2 separate regions of the Mus musculus genome follow, and region 2 is linked to region 1. A link is a loop called in an ENCODE intact Hi-C map of the cell type or tissue named here. Cell type or tissue: left cerebral cortex. All regions are shown on one strand. Each heading gives the region's core, and the rest is flanking DNA. Links, peaks and the distances in the headings are about the cores only.

Region 1 (7,002 bases), core at 2,203-4,702:
GTTATTGAAAGTTTGGCTGGGTATAGTATCCTGGGTTGGCATTTGTGTTCTCTTAGTGTCTGTATAACATCTGTCCAAGCTCTTCTTGCTTTCACAGTCTCTGGTGAAAAATATGGTGTAATTTTGATAGGCTTGCCTTTATATGTTACTTGACCCTTTTCCCTTACTGCTTTTCGTATTCTATCTTTATTTAGTGCATTTGTTGTTCTACTGCTTTTCGTATTCTATCTTTATTTAGTGCATTTGTTGTTCTGATTATTAATGTGTCGGGAGGAATTTCTTTTCTGGTCCAGTCTATTTGGGGTTCTATAGGCTTCTTGTATGTTCATGGGCATCTCTTTCTTTAGGTTTGGGAAGTTTTCTTCTATAATTTTGTTGAAGATATTTGCTGGCCCTTTGAGTTGAAAATCTTCATTCTCATCTACTCCTATTATCCGTAGGTTTGGTCTTCTCATTGTGTCCTGGATTTCCTGGATGTTTTGAGTTAGGATCTTTTTGAGTTTTGTATTTTCTTTGATTGTTGTGCTGATGTTCTCTATGGAATCTTCTGCACCTGAGATTCTCTCTTCCATCTCTTGTATTCTGTTGCTGATGCTTGCATCTATGGTTCCAGATTTCTTTCCTAGGGTTTCTATCTCCAGCGTTGCCTCACTTTGGGTTTTCTTCATTGTGTCTACTTCCCTTTTTAGGTCTTGGATGGTTTTATTCATTTCAATCACTTGTTTGGTTGTGTTTTCTTGTAATTCTTTAAGGGATTTTTGTACTTCATCTTTAAGATCGTCTACCAGTTTATCAGTGTTCTCCTGTATTTCTTTGAGTGAGTTATTAAAGTCCTTCTTGATGTCCTCTACCATCATCATGAGATATTCTTTTAGATCCAGGTCTAGCTTTTCGGGTTTGTTGGGGTGCCCTGGACTGGGCAAGGTGGGAGTGCTGGGCTCTGGTGATGGTGAGTGGTCTTATTCTTACCTTTGCCATCTGATAATCTCTGGAGTTAGTTGATTTAGTTGTCTCTGGTTAGAGCTTGTTCCTCAGGTGATTCTGTTAGCCTCTATCAGCAGACCTGGGAGACTAGATCTCTCCTCTGAGTTTCAGTGGTCAGAGCACTCTCTGCAGGCAAGCTCTCCTCTTACAGGGAAGGTGCACAGATATCTGGCATTAGGACCTCCCTCCTGGCCGAAGACAAAGGCCCAAAACAGGACCTGTCCCGAAGCTGAGTTGCTTTGGCCTGTCCCAGAAGCTGTTAGCTTCTGTATTCTACACTCTCACCTGTGCAAAATACTCTCAGAGGAGTCCTGGAACTGAGATGTCTGCAGCCGATGCTCAGGCTAAGCGCTCCTGGCCCGGGCAGACCCCTATCCTCTGGCCGGAAAAGTGGCCAAATGTCTGGGGCCCGAAAAGGGGGCTGCTTTAGAAGCTCTGTGGCTCCCACCTGTCCCAGCAGCTGTTAGCTTCTGTATTCAGCACTTTCACCTGTGCAGAATACTCTTGGCGGGGTTCCAGAAATAAGATGTCTGCAGCCGATGCTCAGGCCAAGCGCTCCTGGCCCGGGCGGACCTTTATCCTCTGGCAGGGAAAGTGGCCGGATGTCTAGGGCCCGAAAAGGGGGCTACCTTAGAAGCTCTGTGGCTCCCGCCTGTCCCAGAAGCTCTTAGCTTCTGTATTCCGCACACTCACCTGTGCAGAATACCCTCACCGGGGTCCCGGAACCAAGATGTCTGCTGCCGATGCTCAGGCAATGTCGTATTATGTTATTCTTAATTTAAATATCATGACATTATTTTCCCTTCCTGTCCCTCCAATACAATATATATTCACCACAGCTTCTTCTCAAATTCTTAGCCTTTTAAAAACTTATTATTATTCCATGCACATAAATAAAAATGTATATGTTGTTTTAGTCACTGTCCTATTGTTAGGAAGAAACATCAAGGCAACTCTTACAAAAGAAAGCATTTAACTGGGCACTTGCTCATAGTTTCAGAGGGTTAATCCATTATCACCAGGGCAATGAGAGCATGGCAGAGAGAGGGAGAGGTAGAAGGAGGGGGATAGAGAGGGAGAGGTGGAGGGAGTAGAAAGGAAGGGAGGGAGGGAGGGAGGGAGGGAGGGAGGGAGGGAGGGAGAGAGATTGGGCCTGCTGTGGGCTTTTTTAAACCTCAAAGCACACCCCCCAGTAAAATACTTCCTCCAACAAAGCAATACGACTTCAACACATCACTCCTTCTTATCCTTTTAATCCTCAGCGCTACTCCCTGATGACAAAGCACTCAAATATATGAGCCTACACAAAGGGGGCATTCTTTTTTTTATTTTTATTTTTACTTTTTTATTTTTCCAATTTTTTATTAGGTATTTACTTCATTTACATTTCAAATGCTATCCCAAAAGTTGCCTATACCATCCTGCCCCCTGCTCCCTTCCCCACCCACTCCTACTTCTTGGCCCTGGTGTTCCCCTGTACTGGGGCATATAAAGTTTGCAAGACCAAGGGGCCTTTCTTCCCAATGATGGCTGAGTAGGCCATCTTCTGCTACATCTGCAGCTAGAGACTTCGCCCCTTCTTAGAATTGGGAACAAAACACCCATGGAAGGAGTTACAGAGACAAAGTTTGGAGCTGAGACAAAAGGATAGTCCATCCAGAGACTGCCCCACCCGGGGATCCATCCCATTATCAGCCACCAAACACAGACACTATTGCATACGCCAGCAAGATTTTGCAGAAGGGACTCTGATATAGGTGTCTCTTGTGAGGCTATGCCAGTGCCTGGCAAACACAGAAGTGGATCCTCACAGTCAGCTATTGGATGGAACAAAGGGGGCATTCTTACTCAAACTGAACAACATTCACTGACATACACAATTATCTATCTATCTATCTATCTATCTATCTATCTATCTATCTATCTCTATCAAATCTCTCATTCATACACACACACACACACACACACACACACACACACAAACACTTGGGGAGTCTGGTTAGTGTTGCTTGCATGTATGCTTTTAAAGAAAGTTGACCATTTAGTATTGGGTACCAGTTAGGACACTCATGCCTGGGTAAGAGCATGTCTCCCTCTCTTAGCAGTTATTAATTGCTGGTAGTTCTTCATCCAGGGGTTGAGCCCTGTGAGATTTCTCCCATCCATATGGGATTTCAAATGTTGTTTTCTATTCAGGTATTGTTTAGGCAATCATATTGCTGAGTTTTCATGGAGACAGCTTTTCTGTTAGATCTAAAAGACAGTCTTGAAGCCAACTTCCTGGTCCTCTCTCCTCATAGTTTTCCACACTCACTTCTGTTATGTTCCCTGAGAGTTAGGTGTAGGGCTTATACTAGAGATGTAATCATCTGGTACTGGGCAGTCTACAGTCATAATCACTTAATCTCATTTTTGACCAGTTGTGGCTCTCTGTAATGGTCTCTTGTCTGCTGCAAGAAGAATCTTCTTGGTGGGTGTAAGGATTTGTATGTAGGAATTGTATTGGCTTAAGAAAATTGCAGTAGTTTTCTCTTCAACAGTCCATAACATCACCATCCTTGAATTGTTGGCTAGGTTTACAGATGCAGAAATGGGTTCCTGCCTCTTGAGTGGGACTGAAGTCTAAATAGACAACTGTTGGAGAAAATGGCACAGAACTTCAGAACCTTCTTGCTTCTCTGAAGGTGTGCCATCCATGTCACTTGTGAAAACTTGGTATTATCTTTATCACATTCATAATTACTCTTTGCCTGCATTAACATTTTGTTCTGAAGCACCACAAAAAATTTACACACAGTATATTTTCATGCTTTATGAATGTTCAGAGGCCTTAAGAAAACAAACTAAATGCCAGTAAGGGTGTTGGATATTGCAGGCATTTCTTCACAGCCACAGTGCAAAAAAATTGTAGCATAGCCAAGTGCCTGTGCAGTTTTTGGAAGCAGCCATTTCTAGATATTTTAACCTTTGAGAAATTTAATCTTTGTGAAATTCAATTTTGTTGTAAATAAAATGCATCTAAATGAGGGCAATTTTTGTGAGGAATATGTAAAGTTGTAAATGAATGTTTTTAGCATTAAGATTGGCCACAAGTAAGAGATGAAGGCATGTCAGTTCTGTTCTCTGATTATCTGAGAAGAATCCTATTGCAGTTCCCTAGTATCTATGTACAAAGCTAGGGCAGCAGCAGTGTGTTCCTATAATCCCTGGGCTTGAAGACAAACAGGACCCATTTCTGGCCAGTCAGTATAACTGAAAGGTAAGGTCCAGGTCCAATTAGAGATGGGATCTCAAAACCTGTGGTGGAAAGTGATTGAAGAGGACACATGATTTCAATCCCTGGCCTCTGCATGCATGCATACACATGTATGTACACACAAGAGAAAAGGACAGACATAAATACATAAAAGAGAAATTTAATACTTGCACAGAAACATCATGTTGAAAATCCTGCTTGGTATACTGTTATTAAAATCTATTTCTATATAATAATGTGAAATACTGTTTGTGTTGGCCTGGACTCTTGATAAGCAGCTTCTCTCAATGTCCCTGTTTATTTCTGACTGCTTCTCAATTGTGTCAAGTTTACATATATGGTAGAAGTCAGTACATTTGCATCTCATATAGTCTACTTAACTGCTGTTTCTAACTTTTTTATAGGTGTTTATTTCAAATTTTATTCTTAATAATCTTCATATTTTGCATAACCTTTGTCCAGGTATTTCCCTTAGTAACCCATGGCACATACCTTCTAATAAAGATGCCCCAACTTGAGGCCACATATGCTACTGATTAAACAGTTTGGAATAAGCTAATTTTGGTTCTGAGTTTTAGTAGCCCATGGTCTTGAAGCAATTTCTAAAGTCTCTAGTTTGCAGTTGCCAGGAAATCATCATGCTTTCAACGTAAGGTTGTTTTAAGGATAAAATGAGATGACACATAAAGTGCTTGTCATAATGTAGATAAGCAACGGGGAAAATGTTCATCAGATGGCTTTTATTTATTATGAAGTTGCAAAAGCTACTTTTTTTCTTAGAAAAGTGAGTGTGGAACAAATTCTAGAGTTAACTTTTTTTTTTCAGATTATGTCTTTAAAATATGCTTTTACTTTTGTGGCCCTCAAAGTGGAGGAAGAAGTAACTGTTAGAGTGCATATCTATTTTACATTACATTTTTCAGCCTGGAAAGGTACTTTAAATTGCTCTCCAGGTAATTCCCATTCCCCAGAAGTGTACTTTACTCTGTTTCTATGGGGAAACTTATACCAAAAGCATTGCAGAAAGATTCCCTGGCACCAAACACAAATCCACCTCAGATAGGAAGTTGTTGTTGGTGGTGCGTATTCCTTTTGGAAGCGTCTTTGTCACAGATCTGACTCAACACTTATTTCTAGCAGAACGAGTTGCTCAGGCAGGAAATCTATTTCCACAGCTCAAGTGGAAGCTTTATTTAAGGAGTGCAATTGGCATAAATCACGCAAGAGAATGTGGTTAAAGTGCACAGCTGTCGATTTCAAATTTAACACGATTTGAGTATGAAAAAGCAGTTGGAAAAGTTTTTCTTTTACTTCTGGACTGATGGGTAGCCACAGGCACATAAAACTGTTTCTCTTGCCCGCAACACTCCTCAGAACGTGAGAGCGGAAGCTTTGTGGCTTCCCAACAGACAACCAAGCACCAAGTCATGAAATCCCATGGTGCTTCTTGGTTTTGAGATTTTGAGATCCGAAGATTTCTAAGCAAAGTGTGGGTGTTGCTGCTATGTTAGACATGACAATGTAAAATGAATGCTCATCTAAATGGATTTTAAACTTACCAAGATTAAGGTATCAGTACTAAGAGTCTGAACTCAGGGTCATGGCCCAGGGTAAGGGCCATCTTACTAGGTTTCTTTTGATGTTCATGTCTTTCCCTCTATCTCACTGTTTTGTCTTGTAATCCTATTCATTCATCTTTTCCCCATCCATTCTTTCTTTTGCCCATTTTACCAGATCCTGTTTATTCTACATATCTTAGCTCTAGGATTTATCCCCATGCTTTCTGTAACCCCCTTCTAGTAATTATAGTTTTCTGTTTTTCAGCTGTCTGTCCTATAGCTACTTTAAAACATTTCCCATTGAGTTCTTCTTGTCACCAAATAAATGAAGGTTAGGAATGATGCCTGACTGGAACTGTCCAGATATTTTGTGACTTCCCCCCAAGTCTGTGGTTGCTGGTGAGTGGCTCCTATCCTGGAATTTTATTTATCTCTGACTTGACTTCACCTCCCTCTTAGAAATTTTAGCAACTTAAAGGCTGTCCTCTGTAACAGTGGGTACTTCTCCCAAATAAATACAGTGTGCATCCCACATCATAGCTTCCTGTAAAAACCAGCATACCTGTTTGTAGATGCTAGAAACATTTACTCAATAAATATTTTGAATACATATAAAATGGACTCTGTGACATCTGAACATGCTATTAGAGGTTATCCACTTTTGTCTCCTGAGAAAATACAAATGCCTATCTATAGTCTCTGATGATTTGTACTGAGGTTGCATTCTCAAGAGAAGGTGATTTCAGAGAGTAGTTCTTATCTAGCTGAAACACAGAGCCAGACAATCATTGGACTTCCATTTTAGCCTAGGAGGGTACCCTGAGTTGGGCGAGAGAGGACTGAATTAGGCAAAGAGATTTACCCGAGCTCAGAGAAGTCCAGATGATGGAAGCCAGGAAGTCCATATAATAACACACAACAAACCCCGAGAAATCCACTACATTGTTTGATTGTCAGTTTTCCAAGAGGAGCTCAATCAATATCTTTCCCCTCATTTTCTTTCAAGGTCAGGGCAGAAGATAAATTAGCAGTTCTTGATGAAAAGGCTTTTAGTGTTTATTGTGATCAACAAAGTTGTAAACTTCCACTGGATTTGTAGGATTCTGTGAGAGCTCATCCACAGTAAAAGCCAAAGTCCTTAATGACAGCCTAAGACATCTTACACCTTACCCTCCTTTCCCCTGTAAATCACCTGATTTTTGC
Region 2 (7,002 bases), core at 2,678-5,177, 100 kb before region 1:
GGTGCCAGTGTTTCTGCTGACTACTGAGTATAAAATGGATTATGCCTCTCTTGTAGAGGACCAGGAGAGCAAGGTCAGACTTTTACTTAGTGGATTGGCCACCATAAAAGAAAGATTAAAATGCAGGTGCAAGAGTAATGTGAGTTCAGGGCCATGGTGATGGGATCAAGGGTGGTGGTTACATAGCTATGATGATGAAATAGAAGTTGATAAATACACAATTATGTTAAAGGGGTAGAGGTGGTGGGTGCACACTTACAATGATGGGGTCCAAGAAACAAGGCAAAACCAAGTTACACCAGGGTCATTAGACCAGAGTGTGTCAGACGGAACATACTGAGTCATTTCATGTGTTTTAGAAATGTCTGGAAGCTATGGGTATTGCCCTGCAGTAGAACACTTGATTAACATCTATTGAGGTTCCGAGTTGAGTTACTGGTGCTGAGAAAAAGAAAAAAAAGAGAAAAATATGCTGAATACTTTTAATATTTCAGATTAATAATCCTATGCAAGAGGAATGCAACAATGATCAAGTCTGAAAATAGACATAATTTTCACCTACTTAATGTCCTTGTTTAATTGGTTCAAAGGTAAAAATTAAAAAGACAAAAATACATATTATTACTTTGTCACTATTTTGTTTTTATTCATACTTTATTTCTTTAAAATTAATTTTAATTAACAGGTAATAACTGTGCATATTTATGGGAGACTTTGTGACAATTTGATACATGTGGATGTTATAATAAAATCATGATATTTAACATATTTCTTATCTCATCATGTACCACTTCTTTGTAGGAACAATACTAAAAAATCTTCTCTTTTTAGCTATTTTTAAATAAAATATATTATAAAAAATATAAAGACAGCAAAAGATAAAATTATCCACAATTCCAACTTCAACCCCAATTGTACCAAGTAAAGAAACACATTCCTGCACCTATTTCATCTCATTTTCCACAAATGGTATATTCCTTTCCAGTAGTTTTAAAATAAATTTATGAAGACACTTCAACATACCTATGTATTTTGGTGTTTCAGATGCACAAAGTCACTATATATAAATGTCTGTTTAAAATTCATATAGCCAATAGTTTAAATTTTACCATGACATATGGGTTTATTTACTTCTTTGTGAGCACTTAGATTGCTTATGATTTTCATTATAGGTAGTTATCTGCATCTTTAGCTTATACGGCAGAAGATCCTAAAGTTTTTTAGAACACAGGACCAAACCTAGGGGTTGGGTTTGAAGACTAGAATCAATGAAGGAACTAAGTTGGGAAGGAGGCTGCATCACAGACATCTGAGGCACAAGGGAGGTTTCTTCCATCATCTCACACAAGCATTCAGTCAGTCAGCTCAGAGCAATTGACTAGATCCTTTCTCTGCTAACAGGCCCTTGTCTTTTCAAATGAGGGAGCCTCATGGTGATGCAGTCTTTCTACTGGAGGTGGACACTACAAATTCCCTCTCCCCACTGTTGGGAATTTCATCTAAGTTCCCTTCCTTTGTGTCCTGAGGATTTCTCACCTCCTAGGTTTCTGGTACTTTCTAGAGGGTCCTCCCACTTCCCATCCCTGATGTTGCATATTTCCACTCATTTTGCTGGCACTCAGGGCTTCTCTCCAACCCCGCAATACCTGATCATCTTTCCTTTTCCCCCTTCTCGTCCCCTCTCCCAAGCAGGTCCTTCCCTCCTTCTGCCCCTGTGGAGGGATGGGGTTGCCATCCCACAGTCAAAAACTCTGAGCCAGAATTGTTCCTATCTAAAAGAACTGCAGAGACAAAAATGGAGAAGAGACTGAGGGAAAGGAATTCAAGTGACTGGCCCAACTTGGGAGCCATCTCAAAGGCTCTAAGGCCAGATACTATTACTGATGCTATGTTGTGCTTACAGACAGGAGCCTAGTATGGCTGTCCTCTGAGAGGCCCTACCAGCAGCTGATGGAGACAGACACATATACTTACATTCAACCAATGGATGGAAGTCCAGCAACCCTGTGGTTGAATTAAGGAAAGGCTGGAAGAAGCAGAGGAGGAGGATGACCCCATAGGAATACCCGCAGTCTCAATTAACCTGGACCCCTGAGATCACTTGCACACTGAGCCACCAACTAGGGAGCATGCACTAGCTGGTCCAAGGTCCTTGACACATATACATCAGAGGACTGCCTTGTCTGGCCTCAGTGGAAGAAGACGTGCCTAATTCCCCAGAGAGTTGGGAGGCCTGGCTGGGATGGAGGGGTGGGACAATCCTCTTGGAGACAGTGGGGAGGAATGGGATGAGGAGCTGTTAGCGGGTGAACCTCGAGGGAGATAATGCCTGGACTGTAAATAATTAAAAGTAATAATAATAATAACAATAATGATAATATAATGTGAGAGCCTCAGGCAGGTAGTGATTATTTTTGTCTTAATACCAGAAAACACTTTGGAGAAATCTTGTTGGAAATAGAAGGAGTTTCCCCTCTAAGTGCAATTTCTTAGTTGAAGAAACAAGAGGTTCAGTTCAAAGATAAGCACTGAGCAAAGCATTTTACTATATGCCTCGGCATTTGGGAAGCAGAATCAGGAATTTTACAGAGTTTGAGTCCAACCTGGACTGCATATCAAGTTCAAGATCAGCCTATGGTACACAATGATAACCTGGTGTGTGTGTGTGTGTGTGTGTGTGTGTGTGTGTGTGTGTGTGTGCTAGAGAGAGTGCACACACACACACACACACACACACACACACACACACACACAGACACACACAGACATACACACACACACACACACATTATCCTTCTGCCACATACATGTACAAAACAGAGCAAAACACCCTCTGACTATATTATTTAGTTCAAACAAAGTGCTGGCTTTGCTCCCCAGTAAAGATAAACACTGAAGTAATGGAAGGGTACAGAACAAAGAAATATTTTAAGTGTTAAAAAAAAAGCTTGGAAAATCTTGCTGCAGTGACTATACACTCTTAGCTTTCCTTTAAGCTGGAAGATTATGAAGAATGTCTTTTTCTGAAACAGCTTTGCCAATTCTTGTGAATTTTCTTCTTTCCAAGAGGGCATCCTGTAGCAAAAAGTAAGCTTCAGGACTCCAGAAATTGCTTGTCCCATTCAATATGGCAGCCTATCCACTCCCTAGGTGCTCATTCTCCATGGGACAGGTACATGCTTGGCAGATTTTTCATTTCAGACTTTGAAAACATTTTCTGAAGGAGAAAGGTACAATTTTATTGCTCAAAAAATATGAAGCAGTGCTCCTTGAAAAGAAAACCTAAGCTCATATCACTAATTTACCTCGTTTTGGGTTTTTCTTTATGCCTATTGTGCCTAGGGTTATTATTGTAGTATACCATCCCTTCTGCATGGCATCTTCTTCTGTGACTTTTAACATTCACCAGCCAAAAGAATATCTATTCCTTCAGTGAGTCACCAAAGGCATCTATAAGTCTATCGGATACTTTTGGCGGAAGCATGGTGCTTTATACACTGTCTCCATTTGTATCTAGTTGTTTTTATTCAATTTGTTACTTTCCATGTTTTGATTTTTCCTTATAAGTCAGTTCAGAATCTCTTAAGATGTTTCACAGATCTGTGATGGAGAATATATTTAGTAAATGTTCATCTCTTGAGGGCATATTCTTAAAAGAAATTTGAGGCAAAGAACACAGATGGGTTTCAGAAAACACCCAGAGAGAGTCTACCATAAACTTCATGTGTGGGAGGAATGCTGAGGCTGGCTGGCAAATCCATTTGGAAGGGAGCCTCACGTTCATGAAAGAGTTTAGACTTTGAGATCTCCAATGTGTATACCCCTAATGTCACAGAGAAACACTGTGTAGGGTAAAGAAGATATAACTTACAAGATTTGTCTTATGAGACTCTAGAGAACACAGGATCGACTTTGTAATAAAACTGTAGTTATCATATGGCCAGTATAATTAATTGTATGTGTCTGTGTTTCTAACAGCAGCTTTATGGAGGTGTCACTGAACAGTGCATTGCATGTATTTAAAGCACACAAATTTGTAGGTATGACATTAGTCTACACTTGTGAAGTAATCCCAATCAAGAAAGTCATCCAAAAATCGCACTGAAAACCTCCACTGTACAAATTTTTATTTTCCTTTTGTAATGTCTTCTGTCTGCTCTTCCTGCCTCTGCCTCTGGTACTCGTGGATGTGCTTTCAGCCAGCACACAGCAGTTTGCACTTCCTTGCCTGTTTACCAGTGGATCTGGACATTCTCCACTCCTGCTGTTGCCCATGTTCTTTCATTCAGGATAATTACTGGAATAATCCACAACATGGCTTGTACTGGTAGCATTTTCCACTTAATTGCTGAGTTTTCCATCTAGTATGATCATTTGAGTTCCTTCAAGATATTGGAAAAATATCTGCAATGAATTTTATGTACAGTGTTTACAATGACTTGTGCATGTGACCTACTTTGCGGTAAATCTATAGGGTTAAAATGGATAACTCATATGGTAGGTATCATTTCCTTCTCCAAAGTGGCCATTTTATCTTACATGACCAATGACTGTGTATGAGAATTCTATTTGTCGCACAGCACTCAGTATAAATAGTTTTTCTTGTCAGTCTAATACACATATAGTGTCTTTCATTTAGGTTTTAGTGGCATTGCATAGGTCTCATATGCTCTATTTGTACTTTGTTCTTCCTTTATAATTCTTGTTGTATGGAAGTTTTAAGTCTTATAAGTTATCTTTAAATCACAGTGTTAGTTTTCTACATGTCTATGCTATTGGTGAGGTTTTTCCACTGAGGTTTTTTTTATTTGACTATTGGGCTTCTTATTTCTGCAAAATTCCAGTTTGATTATTTAAAGTATTTCTACATGCTTCTTAGATTGCACCTTTAAATATTATGCTGACTCCTTTATTTCATCTGGCTATTTATATGTGTTCCCTTTTAATTCATTCAGGAGTTTGTGTCCTGTTTTATTTCATTAAACATGTTTACAATTATTTTTGAAATACTGGTGTGGAATTTCAAAAGTCTATTTTAACTAGAATTCATTACTATATACTTTGTAATTTCTGGAATAACCCCACCACCTTAATTTCTGTGTTTATTTTGTTTCTTCACCGAGAGTTGAAAAAGTGGGGTTAGAATGTTGGTTTGAAATTTTTATCATTATATTCTTTCAGCTGAGATAGTTGCATTTTACTGTGGTTGAGAGGTTGTTCATCATCAGTATAATGCTACTTAGTTATAGCTCAGTAGATACAGCATTGATGCACAGGCTCGGAGCAGCAGGCATAGTCTCTATAAAAATGTTTGAAGCAGAATATTAACTGCAGAAGCAACCACTACTGAGCCAATGCCTGCTATACAAGTATAGTAATAACCAATTAAAAATAAGCTCTCAACTACAATAAGTTATGAGAGACAAAGAATAAGGGTAGTACATTGTAAGCTAAAGGATTACTTACTAATGGGAGGAATGGAAAGAGAATATTTTATAAGACTATAGATGTGGTTTTGTTTTTGTTGCTCTGATAAAACACTGAACAAAAAAAAAAAAAAAACAAACAAAAAAAAAAAACAAAAAAAAAAAAACACCTTGGGCAGTAAAGAGCCCATCATTGATAGAAGACAAAGAAGGAATTCACTGCAGAAGGTTAAAGCAAAAACCACAGAAGAATGTATTTGACTGGCATGCTTCCTCTGGCTTGCTCAGCTACCTTTCTTATATAGCCCAGGCCAAGTTGCCAAGAAATGGCACTGTCTACAATGAGATGCATCCTTTTGTATCACTTACCAATTTTAAAAATGCCTACACACACGTTCATAAGCCAATCTGACCAAGATAACTTTTTGACCCACGCTACCGTCTCGCCAGCAAAACGCACGCAGGCCACTTGGATCCTTCTGCAGTACAGCTTTAATACATCTCGAGAGATAGATGATCAGCTTCAGGAGAGGAGACCCAGAGAGCAGAAAACCCTTCCCTTTTATAGGCTGCGAAAAAACGGTTGGAGATGTGCACCACTGGGATTGGCTGCCCACTATCAGTCAGTTAACACCACGAGAAAGGCAGGGCTCAAGTAATGGAATGATACCCTGACGCCTGCGCACATTTTACTATGAGCAACGGATGTCAGCGCCATCTTGTAACGGCGACTGTGAGGGCGGCTCCTCACAACTTTTCAGTTAAGGTTTCCTATTTCCAAGAGTGTGAAGTTGGCAACAAAGATTAGCCAACGTGGGATGGATATTAGAGCTACAGAGTAAAGTAAAGAGAAACGGGTAAATAGAAGGAGTATTGGAATATTCTTCGAATAAATGGAATCTAAAGATTATTTTTGATATAGAGACTTACTGTTGAGGAGTAAAAAGAAATGAGTGGATGAAAGCAAGCAAAAATGAGATAGAAATTAAGAGGGTAAGTGTATGGATGGTAGGTAAGGGAAAAAGAGAAGACAATAGAAGTGACACTGAAAATAAAAAGGATAATCTTAAAATCAAAGCTAACAATACAAAAGCTAAAACAACTCAAATAAGGACAATTTATGCAAGAGAGGAGATTTCTTTCAACTTTTGATGTTTCCTTTTCACTTGTTTTTGCCTTCCTTAGGATTTGATTTCTTTGTATTTCCATTTTGTTTTTATTGTTGGCCTCCTACATAGATTTCTCACTTTGATGTTTGCTTTAGAGGTCACTATTCTGCTCATTATGAATTTCATCTGGTTGGTTGCTATATATTTTATTTTCATACTATAGACATTAGTGAGATTTTTTTTCAAAGATACATTTAATTTGGTCTTATTTGCTCTTTTCAAAACCTCGAGTGCCATCTGTTGTACAAGTTTACTTTGGGAACTGTAATGTGATATTTTGATGTATAATTATTGGGCAAAAATAAAATTAGGGCAATTTGAATACCCATTATTCAAACATTTATTGTTTGTCTGTGGTGGACCACTCAAAATAGTCCCTCAGTCATTTTCAAATATAAATTATATTA

Evidence for each region. Hi-C counts contacts between places; a loop is a spot of excess contacts. Peaks named below come from ENCODE experiments on the same cell type or tissue, not always from the same donor. Only the 100,000 strongest peaks of a DNase experiment are listed, where the experiment ranks them.
Region 2: a loop joins it to region 1, with 13 times the contacts of the local background. A loop is called at or near these places in 2 of 42 quality-filtered maps.

Annotation. Positions count from the first base shown.
Region 1 is chr14:37,566,797-37,573,798 of GRCm38, forward strand. No RefSeq gene overlaps it. Among named protein-coding and RNA genes, the nearest start is that of Gm31393, 37 kb to the right of the region's middle. In left cerebral cortex, for the core only: no CTCF peak of the experiment used is centred there; DNase peaks (open chromatin) are centred at 3,623, 3,880 and 4,139.
Region 2 is chr14:37,465,183-37,472,184 of GRCm38, forward strand. No RefSeq gene overlaps it. Among named protein-coding and RNA genes, the nearest start is that of Gm23909, 31 kb to the left of the region's middle. In left cerebral cortex, for the core only: no CTCF peak of the experiment used is centred there; a DNase peak (open chromatin) is centred at 3,736.